Regions from separate parts of the Mus musculus genome. Here all the other regions are linked to region 1. Evidence: chromatin loops called from intact Hi-C (ENCODE). Cell type or tissue: heart. All regions are shown on one strand. Each heading gives the region's core, and the rest is flanking DNA. Links, peaks and the distances in the headings are about the cores only.

What was found. Hi-C counts contacts between places; a loop is a spot of excess contacts. Peaks named below come from ENCODE experiments on the same cell type or tissue, not always from the same donor. Only the 100,000 strongest peaks of a DNase experiment are listed, where the experiment ranks them.
Region 2: it touches region 1 in a loop (1.8-fold over the local background); 3 of 42 quality-filtered maps call a loop at or near these places.
Region 3: it touches region 1 in a loop (1.9-fold over the local background); 3 of 42 quality-filtered maps call a loop at or near these places.

The regions. Positions count from the first base shown.
Region 1 is chr14:76,697,734-76,702,843 of GRCm38, forward strand. No RefSeq gene overlaps it. Among named protein-coding and RNA genes, the nearest start is that of 1700105F02Rik, 23 kb to the left of the region's middle. In heart, for the core only: CTCF peaks have their summits at 3,173 and 3,375; no DNase peak of the experiment used is centred there; H3K27ac peaks cover 1,641 bases.
Region 2 is chr14:76,629,221-76,634,330 of GRCm38, forward strand. No RefSeq gene overlaps it. Among named protein-coding and RNA genes, the nearest start is that of 1700108F19Rik, 46 kb to the right of the region's middle. In heart, for the core only: no CTCF peak of the experiment used is centred there; DNase peaks (open chromatin) are centred at 1,481 and 2,171; H3K27ac peaks cover 1,584 bases.
Region 3 is chr14:76,608,202-76,613,311 of GRCm38, forward strand. No RefSeq gene overlaps it. Among named protein-coding and RNA genes, the nearest start is that of Serp2, 54 kb to the left of the region's middle. In heart, for the core only: no CTCF peak of the experiment used is centred there; a DNase peak (open chromatin) is centred at 2,420; H3K27ac peaks cover 2,075 bases.

The sequences.
Region 1 (5,110 bases), core at 1,716-4,215:
AGTAGGCCTTTGTTGAGTGTCTTCCACGTGTAGGGTACTTTTGTAAGCAGGTCTTGAAGACTCATCTCTTCCTTGAGCAAAAGATGAAGTGTGTGAGGGGAAGGCACTAGAATTTCAGGTTTGTTGTGTTCTGATCTTTGAATTTCTCAATGAATTTTAGTAAAGTCTGATTCTTACATGGTTCTTACATGGTCCCATTTTAAAGCCTGTACATGTTTGTTTGGGGTCTTTTTTTTTTGTTTTTGACAATAATTGAAAAGAAGTACGGACTTGAGACCTTTTGGGATTCCCAGGCCTCCCTGGACAGTACACTGGCTCCCTCTCTCCTTCTTCCTCCTTCACCTCTCTGATTCCAGGAACTCTTCCCATTCGGGGCCTCATACTAATTGCTTCCTGTGGTAACACTGCCTTCCTCTTGCTCGATAAGGGCGGAGCCTCCATCTCTTGGGGACCTCGTGTGTTTCTGCATCCTGGAAAGGTGGAAACTGTGTGTCCCCCACGCTAGCTCAAGGACAAGAGGCACAGAGTGCAGTCAAGGGGAGAATTTGGCTCCCAGTGTCTAAACACGCCAATCCAAGCCTTCTGCGTGACTGTGCCTGCAAATCTCAGCTTTCACTGCACATTTTAGACTACCCAGTTCTATTACTCCCTTCTCCTCTCCTGTTGGCCTCAGAGGATCTTCCAGTCCATTCAAGAGAAACAGTTTTAATTAAGCATCGCTGTGAACTTGATCATCTTTAAGTCTCTGATTTCTCACGGGAAGCTGGGGGATAAGCTGGGGTGGAGCTCGGTGGAGGGGGTTAGTTCTCAAGGCCGTGGTCAGAAGACAAAAAAACGTTGGCAGAGCTATGTCCTGCCAAAAATGGAGGAGTCCAAATGAAAATCAACATTGATGAAAGGAGGGCAGCTCACCTCACCGTGACGTTAGTACCCTAGGCTGGCACGCTCATGTAAGTCCAGATAGGAAATAAACAACATCCCAAGGGTTCCAGTAAGAAAAGGATGACAGCCTTGGAGCACAGCTGCAGCCACTTTCTGGGATTAGACTCTGCTGGTGCCTTTGGCCTTGGTTCCTCCCACCCCCAGTGCTATTTGATCCCTACAGCTTTGCTTCCACTGGGTTCAAGTACATGCTTGCAGGCTTCTCTTTGCCCAGCAAGTAAACAAACCTCCAATGACAAAGGAAAACACTGGCCTGGTGCAGGGTTTCAAGGCAGGAGGCCTGAGATGGGGATTTCCCTGTTTGTTATGACAGGAGCCCTGCTCTCCCCATAGGGTTGAGAGGAACGGGAATAAGGTTGAAAAGCCTTGAGTCAGGCCCAGAGAATTTCAGTTTCAACATCGCCTCAGCCAGCAGGTGCTTAATCATTCTAATTACCTTCAACACAAAGGTCATGGCTGAAGTAAATGATTATCTGCTGGCTGCTTCGCTTAGTGTACTACATCTTTGCTTAGCATATGGAGAAGGACTTTACTGTACTGTGCTTTGTTTCTATGGGATGGTTACCACAGTCAGTGGTGGGTCTGTAGCTGGCTGCCCTTGAGGGCCTGTATGGACAGCCCCATAGAGGATGGAAGGTGGCACAGGCTGCGCAGGGTAGCTTGCTATTCAAGGGTAAGTGCATGTAAGGTGGTGTAATCTTGCCCAAGTCCAAGGCTCCCTGGGTTCTTACCGTACTCAAGGAGAAGGAAGGAAAAAAGGAAGGAGGGAGGGAGGGAGGGAGGGAGGACACAGGACTACTGGAAAGACCTCTTTACACCATGGTTTTGTACCAAGGGTCTTGGGTACAACTGGCTGTGTCACTCCTCAGAACCTAGGAACAGCATGTGCAACCCCCGGAAGATGTCAGCTTGCTCCCTGAGGAAACAGCTTGGTCAAGAGTCATTCAGAAGAGGAGGCCTTGCAGCCTCTTCTCTAAGCTACGCAGAAGGCTGAAGGATAACAAATTCAAAAGGATAAAGTTTGATGCCGATCTAGGCAACTTTGTGAAGCCTTGCCTCAAAAAAAAAAAATCCCCCCAAAACAAAACAAAACAAAAAAACCACCACCACCAAGAAGAATCTCAGTGGTTGATTGATTGGTTGATTGATTACCTGTTACGTACACGATCTGAGGCCTAATCTATATAGTATGGCACAAACAGAATAAGCAGTGACAACAAAACACCAGAAGCTTCCCTCCTTAGTGACAGGGGAAGGAGAGTATCAAAGATTACCAACTCTGATCTAGAGTGAACTCTGAAATTTAATCACTTTATTTTCAATATGAATAAGTGTTGAGCATAATTTGTTGGGGACTATGTTTAAGGGGGATGAGGAGAATGGGGGATGGGTTGATAGAAATGTCAAATGCAGTCTGATACTTTCTTCCCCTCCTTTTTTTTCTGTGTGGGACTCATTTGGTATATACATATACTGTCTATGTATTTCATATATATATATATATATATATATATATATACTATCTAATATATAAATATACTAGATAGTATCTACACATACGTATTCTACTCATGTCTACACATCATATTACTCTCCTCAGCAACCCAAACCACATGTTGTGTTAGTCATCTTCCTATCGCAATAATTTTTTTGAAATTATTAGTAAAACACCATTTCAGATGTTTGACTCCAGCATGAATGCATCCAGTTGCCTTAGTCCTGTGGTGAGACAGTATATCATGGTGGGAGCATGTGACTGAACAGAAGAACCACAAAGAAATGAATGTGAGGGAGGTTCCCTGGCGTCTCCTAAGGACACACCCCCAGCTCCCACCTCCTAAAGGCTCTACTACGCCCTAATCTCATGGCCCTGTCATCAGGCTTCTGCCTCATCTGGAGATCAACTTTTTCACATGGACCTTTGGGATGACTTAAGACAAAAATCCAGAAAATAGCCACTTTAGTTAACTTCCCATTATACATTATAGTATAATACACTGTGTTGAATATTTACTCCTTGCTAGTCTCTTTAAAGCATCACAATTTTAAAGAGGAAAATGATAGAAAAGTGATATACCCTTTCATTGATACATCATGACTTCTTTTTAGGTTTAAACAGTTGAGATCCATAAGCCCTTCGTTGTTCACAGCAGGGCATGTATGCTATTTAGAAAACTCCTCTAGGTTTGTGGTCCAAAGTGTCAAAATTTTCTAAGTGGTGGTTTGACTGAAATTGGCCCCCTACAGGCTCACAGGGAGTGGCACTATTGGGAGGTGTGGCCTTGTTGAAAGAAGTGGGTGGGCTTTGGGGTTTGGGGGACCCAAGGCAGTCCCAGTATCACCCTCTCTTCCTGTTGCCTGCAGATCTGTGTGTAGAACTCTCAGCTCCCTCTCCAGCACTGTGTCTGCCTGCGGGGCCGCTATGCTTCCTGTCATGATGACAGGGGACTAAACCTCTAAACTATGAGCCAGTCCTGATTAAATGCTTTTCTTTATGAGAGTTGCTGTGACCATGGTGTCTCTTCATAGCAATAGAAACCCTAACTAAGACAGTCAGAATGATGGATATTCTGGCTTATATTTTTGTATGATTGGTAAGGGAGGAGTCTCACAGACTATCTACCACTGTGGTGACCTCAAATATAGGTGATCTTTCATTCCCCATATATTCCCAGGGCCAAATTGTCTATTGCACACATGTCATGGTAGACTGTGTGCCTTTGTATCACGATGCTGCATGAGTTGGCCCTTAAGTTAGAGTATTTCTAGAAGCAATGCCTATGAATAGCAGTAACTTATCAATGTTCAGAGGTGACTGAAAGCCAACTAAATATATCCCCTTAAACCCAAGCTAAATATGCCAACTCAACTTTACCTCAGCACTGTTCCAAAAATACTGTAGAAAGTCTCTGCCCAGGGTGTGGGAAGCAGGAGGGGGTGGGGTGGGAATGGAAGAGAGTCTTACCACCATTACAATCAGAGCATCCTGGTTTTGCAAAGTTTTCAAAGCTTATGTGACTATGGGCTCGACAGCCTACCCTTTATTGAGAGATACATTCTTGGACTTTTATAGATACCAAAATGCATGATGCTCAAGTCTCTTCTTAGATACAGCAGCACAGCCTCTGTATGTAATCTATACAATCCTTGCTGCTAAATCATCTCTTGACTACGTACCATTCCCGACACAGTGCCTGCCCACACATCACTTCATTAGGTTGCATTTGTCATAGAACCTGGCATACAACAAATTCAAGTTTTGCTTTTTGATTCAGTTCAACTTTCAGAATCTGGTTTCTGAATCTGTGGTTGCAGACACCAGCTACTGTGCCCGTTTGAAAACCGAGCATGGTGCTCGCCTGCTGTTAGTGGGAAGGAACAGAAAAATTAATCTATAAAATATAACAAAGATGGATGAATGATCAAAGTCAAGGCTGCCGTCAGTCCTGCTGTGTCAAGGGCATCTCTCTGTTCCAGATCGAGTCTCAGGGAGCAGTCAGGCAGTTGGCTTAAGACTGGAGAGATTAGAAGTTTAGTTTTCATGTTTGTGAGGCTTTTCAAAAGCAAGTGAAGGAAGTGAAAACAAGAAGCCAGAGCACACAAGCAACCACACAAAAGGAACTTCTCCATCAGGCCTCCGGGTGTGTCCATTGCTTTGGCAGTTCCATGTGCTGCTCCTGGAGAGAACACTCCACTGAATCTGAGATTTGTTGGTTGGTTTCTAAGGTCCCTTTATGGCAATTCCTTCTTCCCTCCCTCCCTCCCTCCCTCCCTCCCTCCCTCCCTCCCTCCCTCCCTTTTTTCTGAGTGTCCCTTGATATCCTGAGCTGGGACAAGGTTTCCTGCTCATTTCCTCATCCTCTGGGGCCCTGGTATTCTGTTCCTGCATCGCTGCAATGACTGTGCACCAACTGTGCTACTGATAGCTGTGCGCGCCGCCGTATTGCCATAGAGCAGGGGACACGGTGGCAGACAAGATGGACACATCTTCTCTCCTCGCAGAGCTTCCATGATAGTTGATGAGGCAAACGGCCAACGAGAGGAGAAAGAATAATGTATGCTTGCCAGAGTGTGACTTATGCTGCAGAGGTCGAGAAACCAGGGAAGGGAGGGGGATTGGAAGGGGCAGCAATTTCAAGAATGTGATGTCAAGAATGTGGGAAGAGGA
Region 2 (5,110 bases), core at 1,057-3,556, 69 kb before region 1:
TGATATCTCAGTCTCTGGCCTTTTGCCTACTTGGGTAATTTACACCCTAACTTAGTTATCATCATCATCATCACCGTTGACTCCATTAGCCAAGTTAAAAATTGTAGAATCACTCTTGACAACCTACTTCATTCTTCAAATCTAATTAGCCACTAAGTGTTAACGACACCATTTTCTAAAGACTTCATGCTTGGTTCTCTGTTTGAGTTTGGCCTTAAATGTCCCACAAAGATTCCCAGATGGCGATGCTATTGGGATGCAGTGGAACATGAGGAGACGGGCCTGCTGGGAGAGAGTTGGTTAAGGAGGATGCCCTTGAAAAGTATATGGCAGCCCTGGTTCTCACTACACTCCATCTTTGCTTCCTGGCTGCTGTGAAGGGAGCAGCTCTGATTACATCATGTGCTCCACCATGATGTTTCCACCATGATACTTTGGCTCTTTACCCTTGGCTCAACCTCATGGAGCCAACAGCCATTGATGGTGGGTCTTGAAACTGTAAGCCAAGATATCATCTCCTTCCTTTACAAAAGTTAGCTCGGATATTTTGTCACAGAGATCTTTTCAGGATTCCATTATCTTTTATTTGGCCCTTGATACCAACTTCTGACCTCTTGCTTTCATGCCTCGTTTTGCTGGTGGCTGAATTTGTCTCTCTAACACCTGATAAATCCTAGCCGTGCTTGATACCCTCCATGGTTTTCCCATTAACTAAAGAATTTATCACAGATCCTCTGGTGTGCCTTCATGTCTGACCCTCAGCCTAGAGTACCTCTCACATCGGCTCCAGTTCTTCCCACTTACAAGGACCTCAGGCGCTGCAATCATGTCAGAGGATCTCAGGCCTGCGTGCCTTTGTATACATCTGTCCCCTTTCCTTTTCTCATGCGCATGCTAGCTCACCTGGTAAGAAGCAGTTCAGAGGTTGTCCCCTATGCAACTCACCTTGACCCCCTCTGGCAAAACTCATTATGTCCTCTTTGCGTTTCTCCCAGCTGTCAGCACAAACCTTACTCAGCATTTGGCTGGTGTTATTTTAATTATCTGTTTTCACATCTGCCCTAGCCGACCTTAGTCATCTGGTATTCCCCAATTGCATCATCCGGAGAGCAGAGCTCCGCCCTAGAGGCTGCTGGAATGAACGGGTGCATTTCCTGTCGTGTATGGCACATGCCTCTCTTGTCCTGTGTTTAAGAGTTATGTCGAGAGACTAACTGGAGCAAGCTGAGATTAGACAATAACATCTATGAACATCTTAAGAGCTCCACTGTATGTCCAGCAAAACACACCTCTCAGATCACGGGAGGCAGGAGCATACTGAAGCAAGCTGTGGTGAGCAGGTGAGAAACATCAGTCTCTCTGAGAGAGGCTTGTGTTTGGAAAACCCTACTGATCTTAACTCCACTCTTAGTCACCCATAAGATGCTGCCAGGAACCTCTCTGGGGCTGGCTCGTCACAGGACACGTGCAGACTGTTTCCTAAGCTGTGCTTTGTTAAAATAGCACTTCCCAGTTGGCCTCAGGTATACATTTTAGGATCACTGGGTATCTTTAGGAAAACACGAGCAAGCACCCCTAGCCCTTTCTCTTCACTCACAGATGGGAGCCTGTCAGTGCACACCGCTCAGACTCTGCAGAGGAGAGGGCCATTGGGGAAAGGGGCCTTTCTATTGCTTGGCTCTCTACCAAAAGAACCTTCCTTTAAGCTCTCTGTGGGTCTGAGTGCATGCAGAGCACGGGTCTCTGGGGCAGGTAGGGCTTGGTGGCAAGAGACTTGGAGTCTCTGATAGAGCTGTAGCCCTGGGTTCACTTTAGAGAGACCAGCCGTGGTGATTTCCCAAGAGGCCATGGGTCTATCCAGATTGTAAGAACAAATGAGTAAACAAAGGAGTTTTCCCTTACAACATTAAATGCCTGACACTATTCTAGCCTCTCCTCAACTTTCTCCAAACCCACTGTGGGAGTTCCCCCATTTGCCCTGAGTATGGACTTGACAGCTCCTCACTGTGGTCTGACTTTGCCAGACAGTGACTTCGAAACGAAGGCCAATGGGTGGATCAGTTGCTGGACGCTTCAATGCTGGCTGTGGCATCTGGAGGAGGAAAGACTTCCAAAACAAAGGCAGGTGAAGGGCAGGGAATCATGTGGTGGGAAATGCCTTCCTTCCTTTCTTTCCTCAAAGGGACATCTAGGCAAGCTGCCATTCTCTGCCCAGGGGACATGCAAGCTGGAGGTGGTGTTGACAAGGCTGACTGGAAACTGGAAAGACATACATAGTTGGTGAAGCGATGAGGTGCTGACAAGAAAGGAGGTTTCTTCTGAGAGCTCTCACTAGGGGGAGAAGGGTGGTTCACAGCCATGAAAACCCTAGTCCTTAACTCTGTGTCATCAAAGAAGGACCTCAGGGAGTCTCTGTGAGGGCAGAGCTACTCCGAGTCTGGCCTGAGTAAAAAGGCAGTCACCTTTCCTTGTCAGAAGCTTCAGAGCCAAGAGCGTATTCTAAGGAGACAGGTGTGCTTGGTGATGAGCATGCGGTTGCTCCATCCAGTTACACCATCCAGTTAATGACTGTTTTCTTTAAAGGGGAAATGTGCTGGAGGGGTGAAGAGTTAGTTACATATGGCACCTGCTACCAGGCAGCTGCTACTGTCATTCAGCACTGGTCTCACTGGGTCCAACCTCTCTTGATTGCCTCTTGTGCACATCATCTTGGAAGCTTGGTTTTTGGATTGCAGTGTAAGGACTGGCAAAGGTCTGCTGGCCGTGGCCTGGGGTAGAGGTGGAGGTTCACAGAGGGCATAGGCTTGGCCATGCAACCATACCACAGAGCCAAATCAAACGCTCGCCTATGCTCGTATTGGCTCCTCACAGAATTCTTCTCAGATTTCTCACTTGACCTTCACGGCATGCACTCATTCAGAGATGAAATGCTTACTAAGCAACATTTACCAAGTGCTGTGTTAGGAACTGAGAACATAATAAGGCAGGCTATGGTGTTAAAGGGGAATAGACAAAAATATTCACATGGATACCACGATGTGAAAAGACCCGAGCAGAGGTGTATATAGGATGCTACTAGTGTTGTGTTTTATAAAAAGATAAGGAAGAAGAAGTGGAGGTGTGGGGGGGAGGGAGTGCCTCTGTGGACCCATGCTGAGGAATCCCGCTCCCCCAAGCCCTCCTTCCCACCGGGGTTACCAGCCACATGATGGTATAGTATAGATTAGAGTTTATTCAGGGCATGGGGAGGGGAATTGAGAGAGTAGAGATAGAGAAGGGGGGCGGTCAGGGAGTAGAGAAGTAGAGGCTGGCCATGAGCACTTGGGGGGGGGGGGGAAGGAGAATGGGAAGAGAGGGGGTAAGGCGCAGGAGCAAGAGGAGAAGAGAGAGAGAGAGAGAGAGAGGAGGGGGCAAACAGCCCCCTTTTTAGTGAGTCAGGCAGGCTTGGCTGTTGCCAGGTAACTGTGGGGCCCAGCCTAGATGAAATGCAGACAACTAGATTTGACCTTAAAGAAAAGTCCAGGTAGGTTCCCATTGATATTGAAAAATAGATAGGAGTAACTTACAAGGAGGAACTGCTGGGGCTCAGATTCTAGGAAGTGAGACCAGTCTCTAAAACAATACCACCAACAAACTGTAAGGGGATCACAGCTGAGATGGGGAAGATTTGCCATAGTGAATACTGGGAAGTGTAGAAGGCAGGCAAGGCTCTCACATACTGCTGCTGCTGCTGGTGCGGGGGCGTTAAGCATCACTTCTGTTTTGGACCAGTTCGTCTTGGATTTGGATCTACTTGACCATGCAGTGAAGCAAGCCTACTACTGAATTCAACGGGGACAGATCTGGATTTGAATGGAACACCAGAACAGCGTGGAGGGCGATAGAATCTGTGTGTTCAATCCTCATGACATCCCTTTCTGTTGTTGAGAACAGTCAATCATGTTGAAATATGATACGTAAGTGATTACTTCCCATGGTGGGGGTTAGGTCCTGTTAGGTGCTTTGTTAATGGAGAGAATTCTGAATGAACTTCAGACATGTAAATGGTTTTGTTTTGTGTCTGCTGCATGAGCTCTGAGGATCTGGGTCACTGAGCTCTTGAGTACCTCTGTGCTTGCCTGCCAAGTGCTGCTCGGTCTGCCTGACGTTTGTATTATTTATCAACAGTATGTTTATTATTAGTTGCTTTCTGTAGACCAGAGGAGGGAATACGAGATTGGTGAACTAGCTGACTCAGGAAGGAGAGCTTGTGGGACTGGGAGCTGCGGTTAGCGCAGGCTCACTTGATACTTTCCTAACCTAGCAGTTCAGTTCCCTCTCCATTGCTTGTTCTGTGTTGCTTCCTCCTCACTCTAACTTGACCTCTTCTAGAACGTTGTCCCTCTGTGTGTCAGAGACACTCCAGGAGGCTAGATAGAGCATATAGGAACGCAAAGCCCTTCTTGACAAGGATGCTCTGGTTGTAGCGTTCTTTCTGTCTGTCTCAAAGGCGTGGAGCAAATCTCAAGTGAAAAGACAGAATCAAAACAGAAAAGGTGTCAAAGTTGTATCCTGGGCTAATATTCGAACAAGAATTGTGACAGCCTCCAGGACCATGTAGAGAGGCAGGGAGGGAACGGTTCTCTGTGTGGTGTGGTGTGGTGTTTGGCTGGGCTGGCTGAGTGAGGAGAGGCCTGGAGTTAGTAACCAGCGCAGTCTGGGAAGGAGCACAAGACTCAGTGCTTAGGAAGAATACAGAGAGACCCACAGGGAAAATGGCAGGCTGGAACCATCGCTTTGAGGGTGAATAGAGGAATTCAGAAGCGAGTCCATTTTGTTAGAAACGACTCCTACTTTTCAAGTTCTCCTTATTCATTTGTCATAGTTTAAGGTGCTGGAAGAAAGCATATGAGGTTAAAAACCTTGGATGGTCAATCAAGATATTAAAAAACAAGCAAACCAACAAACTGTCATTGACCAGGTCAAGAGAGGCGGGCTCTGATGTTTTAAGGTATTCTAGCTCCTTCTGTTGACCGGGCTCTACCCCAAAGGTTCTCAACCTGTAGGTCATGATCCCTTTGAGGGTTGATCGACCCTGATATGCAACAGTGGTTGGATATCAGATATCCTA
Region 3 (5,110 bases), core at 1,242-3,741, 90 kb before region 1:
TAGAACTTCTGTGATTCAGTTCGTCTAACGCAAATCTCTTAACTTTGCGGTAAAGGAAATTGAATCTTAGAGAAATTAAACAACTCGCCCAAGCAAAGTTCCGCAGCATCAATTTATTTTAATACCAAAATGTTGGCAGCATCAATAATCAGTTCCAGGCCTAGAGGGCCCTGTGTTAATCAGAGATGTTCCATTTTCACGTCTCTGTGACGCCTGGGAAAGCTAAAGACTCTGCCCACATCGTGATTGTTCTTCAAAGGTCTGCAAAATGGATTCATATTACTTGCTATGATTTAATATTTATTTTCTAACAAACTCATTCTACATCACCAAAGTGGGGGGGGGGTCTTGGGTCATAGTTAGCAGACACACAGTGGGTTAAAGACCAAAACCCATCTTACTTGTCTGGCTGAGCTCAAAATCAAATGTTTGAAAGAAATCCTATCCTCCTCATAAACCTGTAGCAGCAGGACAGACAGACAGACAGACAGCGATGATGTGAACCAAAGACAAACTGCAGGCGAGCAGAACACCCACTGACAGGGTAGCTTTTCTTCACAACTTCACATGCCAGATCTGGGGCTGATGAAATGGATGGTTTGGGGCCACACATGATGTCTGTTGTCAATACAACATCTATAATCTCAACTGTTTGTGAACTTGCTGTCTTGGCTGCTTTCAGGCGAACAGAGCAGCCTCGCTGGAGTAAAGACTACGTTGTCCTCAAGGGCTGATATATTTCCTATCTGGGCTATCACTTAAAGCATTTGCTGAGTCTTAAACTCGATGTGTTTCTTAACCTGGGGCATGTGGCGATCTCTAGACAGACTTGAAATTCCACTGGGATGTTTCTCAATGTTGTGTTTTTATATTTTATATCTGCAATAACCAGGGTTTTAAAAATGAGCATAAACTTGCTCCATGCTCCTTGAATAGCCACCCAGCACTGGGTACGGTGCCTTGTGTTGCACCGTCTCTACCTGAATCTGAGTGATGGTCGTGTTAGAAACACGAGATAGAAAAAGATAAAGACCTCACAAAAAGCTAAGCCAAGTCCCTTTGAGAGCATCCAAGGCTGTGTTTGCCGCCTTATTCATGACTTGAAGGCATCTATCTATCTGCCCTTGAGCTTAGCACTGGAAAAAAAATGTAGGGTTTTTCTCTACTCCCAAGGAATTCTTTGTGGTGTGGCTAAGTCCACTTTCCCTGCTCTAAGGGAAGGAAGGGCAGATTTTTGCTGGATGGGAGACCGATGCAAGCCATGAAACTTTCAATTGGGCAGAGTTTTCTTACTTCTTCCACGTTCGTGCCTGAGTTTTCCCTGAAGTGGTCAGCGGCTGCTTTTTATTCTATCTGGATACAGGAATTTCTCCTCTTCACTCCCAAACAGCACTGTGGCTCTCAAAGAGAATGTGAAGCTGGGCTTCACCATCCATTTAAGATAGAATCCTTGAGTTAATTATGAACTCTTGGTGGTGGTGGTGGTGGGGTCTATATATAGAGATCCAATCTAGTTCAAGAAGTAAGATGGAGGAGATCAAACCAGACAGGCATATAAAAAATCTGGGGTCAACAAAGAATAAAAGTGACTGCTACAAAGCGGGGCTTTTGAGGGAAGAAAGAAGAACCTGATTTATAAAACTTGAAACCCAGGGCAAGGCAATCGAAACACTGACTTCTCTAAAGTACAAAAATTCATGTGATATTTCAAGCCAGGTACCTATTTGGAAAAGCTGACATTTAGCCTTGTGTGGCCAAGATACCATCTCTGGTTACAAACTGTAGTGTTCCTTTTGGGAAGAATTACTTAGCAGGAGACAACAAAATGATTCATATCCTCACACCCAGTAATTGTACCTCAAGGAATTCTCTTCTCATGGAAACAGTGTGTGACAGTTTACTCCATTAATCCCATCACTCCATGCAAGAGGCAGAGACAGACACTTGCGATTCTAAGGATAGCCTGGTCTACATAGAGAGAGATCCTATCTTTTTATTAATTGTAGGACAGTGGTTAGTAGTAAATTATACTAGTCTAGTCTTATAAAACTATTAAATCAAATAATTATAAAGAACATGTACACATATTAGGGAATGTGCTATCATGTAAAGCTAAGCAAAGGAGCATGTTTGTTCAGATATTGCATATGAGGGGTGGTATGGAAGGAGAAATAGTTTAACAGAAAGTCTGATTGTGTTAATTGGCTTTCTGCCACTTACAAATGGGGGGGGGGGGGTTCGGCCAGAGAGGAGGAGTGAGGTTTGCTCGGGCTCTAGTTTCAGTTCAGAGTCACCTGGCTTGGCTGCCTTTGTCTGTGGTAGCATAGTTGTCGAGGGAGGACTCATGGTAGGCTGCTGGCTTCACAGTGGGCACAGGAGGAGCGGGAAGAACTAATAATAGTCCTTTTAGTGACGTCCCAGAAGCCTCCCTTCTTTCCACTCTGCCCCACCCCTAAAGGTTCTGTCACTTCCCAGTGGCCTCACAGTTTGCAACCAAGCCTCTAGCAGATGGACCTGTGGGAAACACTTCTAAAAATAGCAGGGACACCGTGAGTAACACTTGAATGCTTCCTCTTTGAGATGGATGAGGATAGCTAACTAATTAAAAATGCTGAACTGGAGAGAGAGAGAGAGAGAGAGAGAGAGAGAGAGAGAGAGAGAGAGAGAGATTGCCTAGCATGTGATTCCTAATACTGCCAAACCAAAACAACCAAATAAACAAAGACACAAAAGAGACAAAAAGTTCAGACAGGAGCAAAAATCAAGATAAATAAATAGAGAGATAAACATATAAATAAAGTACTTCAGAGGCCCTTTTGTGAACCCAGAGCCACCACCTATCTCTGCTGCACAGAAGTGCCTTGTCTTAAAAGCCCTTTGTGGCAGGTCCTATTATTGGCCCCATTTTTCAGATGAGGACTAAAGAGAAGAAGGAACTTGCCCATGCCCACATAGCTAATTAACGGCAGAGCCGGGAATGAAGCCAAAGCTCTGACTGAGGGCCACTGAGGCTGTTCCTTGGCAACCAGGCAGAACAGTCAACCCCTTAGAGACACCCCTCCCGCAAGAGGACTCTGGGGATGTGTAGGTGTTGGTGATTACATGAGGTTGAGTTTGCATTTTGCCTTTTCGTCGTACAACCCAGAATGCTTTTGATGAGAGGAAACTAGGAACAGACTTGTGGTACATACAGCAGCCTTAGGAGATCTGCTATCTCACAAGGATGTCACATCACACAAAGTCCAGAAGTTGGGCTGGCTGTGGGTTTGGACAGACCCTTGGGGTTGTCTTTCAAGCACATGACCAACCATATATCTTCTCTTTGCCCCTTCCTTTAGCCATCCTTGGCGTTCTCTCTCTCTGCATGTGTGCACACATGCATGTATATATGTGCGTATGTACACATGTGTGCAGAAGCCTGTAGTATGTAGAGCTGGAGGCTAACATTGGACCACTTCCCCTACCACTCTCTACATTCCCTGTCACTGAACCTGGAACGTATGTATTCAAGGCAGGCTAGCCAAGGAGCGACCTAGAGCCACACCTGTCTACTCCCTGGCGTGGACATGCTGCTTTTTGTATTGATATTGCAAGCTCTGGTCCTTATCCTTATGCGACAGGCCTTTATTGTCTGAGCCATCTCCCCCCAGCCCTTGGCACAGTATGCAACATACAGGTGTTAGAGGATGGAGAAGGGTCTCTCTCTCTCTGTCTGAGATGCTTCCAGAAGAGGGAAACTCTAGGACCAGTGATCTTGCTGAACGTGTTTTTCTTGGGACTGCAGAAGTCTGATTGTTTCCCAAAAGCACCGTGTTCATGGACACCAGAGAGACCACCGCCATGCTTTTCTTCTTATACCTGATTTGCCTGCATTTCTGTTTCCTCAACTGTGAAATGGTCAGTGCCTGACCAACGGAGGATGCCTAGTATTTATTAGTTGCACGCATCTTCAGTGTTCTTAGTGAAAGCACAGGCCTTTGTTCTCAGAGATGTAAACTGCAGTCTGCTTAGTTCCCTCTCCCTCCTGTCCTTAACCTTCGGTGAAAGGAATACAGGGTAATGAACAAGGTGCTGATGTGCTACAGATGTCAAGTGTTCTATTCCCGAACCTCTAGTCTTATCTGGAATCTTCCCCCCATTTCCTGTTAATACAGCTGTTAATAAAAATACAAACACCCAGAGATGTGGAGTCTCAGGGAGGTCAATTATTAAAATGAAAAAAATTTGAGTTTCATTGGAAATACATGATCTCATCCAGGTTTAAACTAAATGGTGTAATTTCTACTGCTCCTTGCCTCTGTTGGGTCTTTGTCACTGATTGTCTTGTAGGCTGTTTTATCCCTTTGCCTTCTCTGCATTATTATTAAGCTTTATTTATACTAAATGAAAAGACAATGGGGGCCTTTAAAATAATATTTTTATTCTTTAAAAGTTCCATGCCAGGCAGTGGTGGCACACACCTTTAATCCCAGCACTCCGGAGGCAGAGGCAGGTGGATTTCTGAGTTTGAGGCCAGCCTGGTCTACAGAGTGAGTTCCAGGACAGTCAGGGCTATACAGAGAAACCCTGTCTCGAAAAACCAAAACAACAAAAAAAAGTTCCATACATTTATGAAGTGTATGTTTATCTTATCCGCTCACTGCTACCTCCCTCCAATTTCTTCTACTTCCCCTAACTCCATCTCCCGAGTCCAGCTTCAAACCTTCTTTTCATCCTTAATTTTATTGTTATTAGTAACCGCTTAAGTTCAAATACCATTGCTTACCTAAGTGTGAGTGGGCAGCCTCCCACTGAGGCACGAGCAACAGACCAAGGGAGCCTCTACCTCAGCAGCCAGCGACTGCCAATGGCTCCTCTGATAGCAGCAGTAAGGCTTTGGGAAATTGCAAGATTCAAGCACCTAAACAAGTGTGGCTCTTTCCTCCCACAAAGGCAGAAAGCACACATATCAAGGGTATGTGTGTGTTTGTGCCCTGACCCACGTGTTCATGTGCTGGCTCCTTCGTGCCCATTGTGGCTGTATTTGTGCATGGAGCCTCTTTAGGAAATAATTAAGATGAACTGAATCTAACCCTATGGGATTTGTGTCCCTTTAAGAAGAGACACCAAA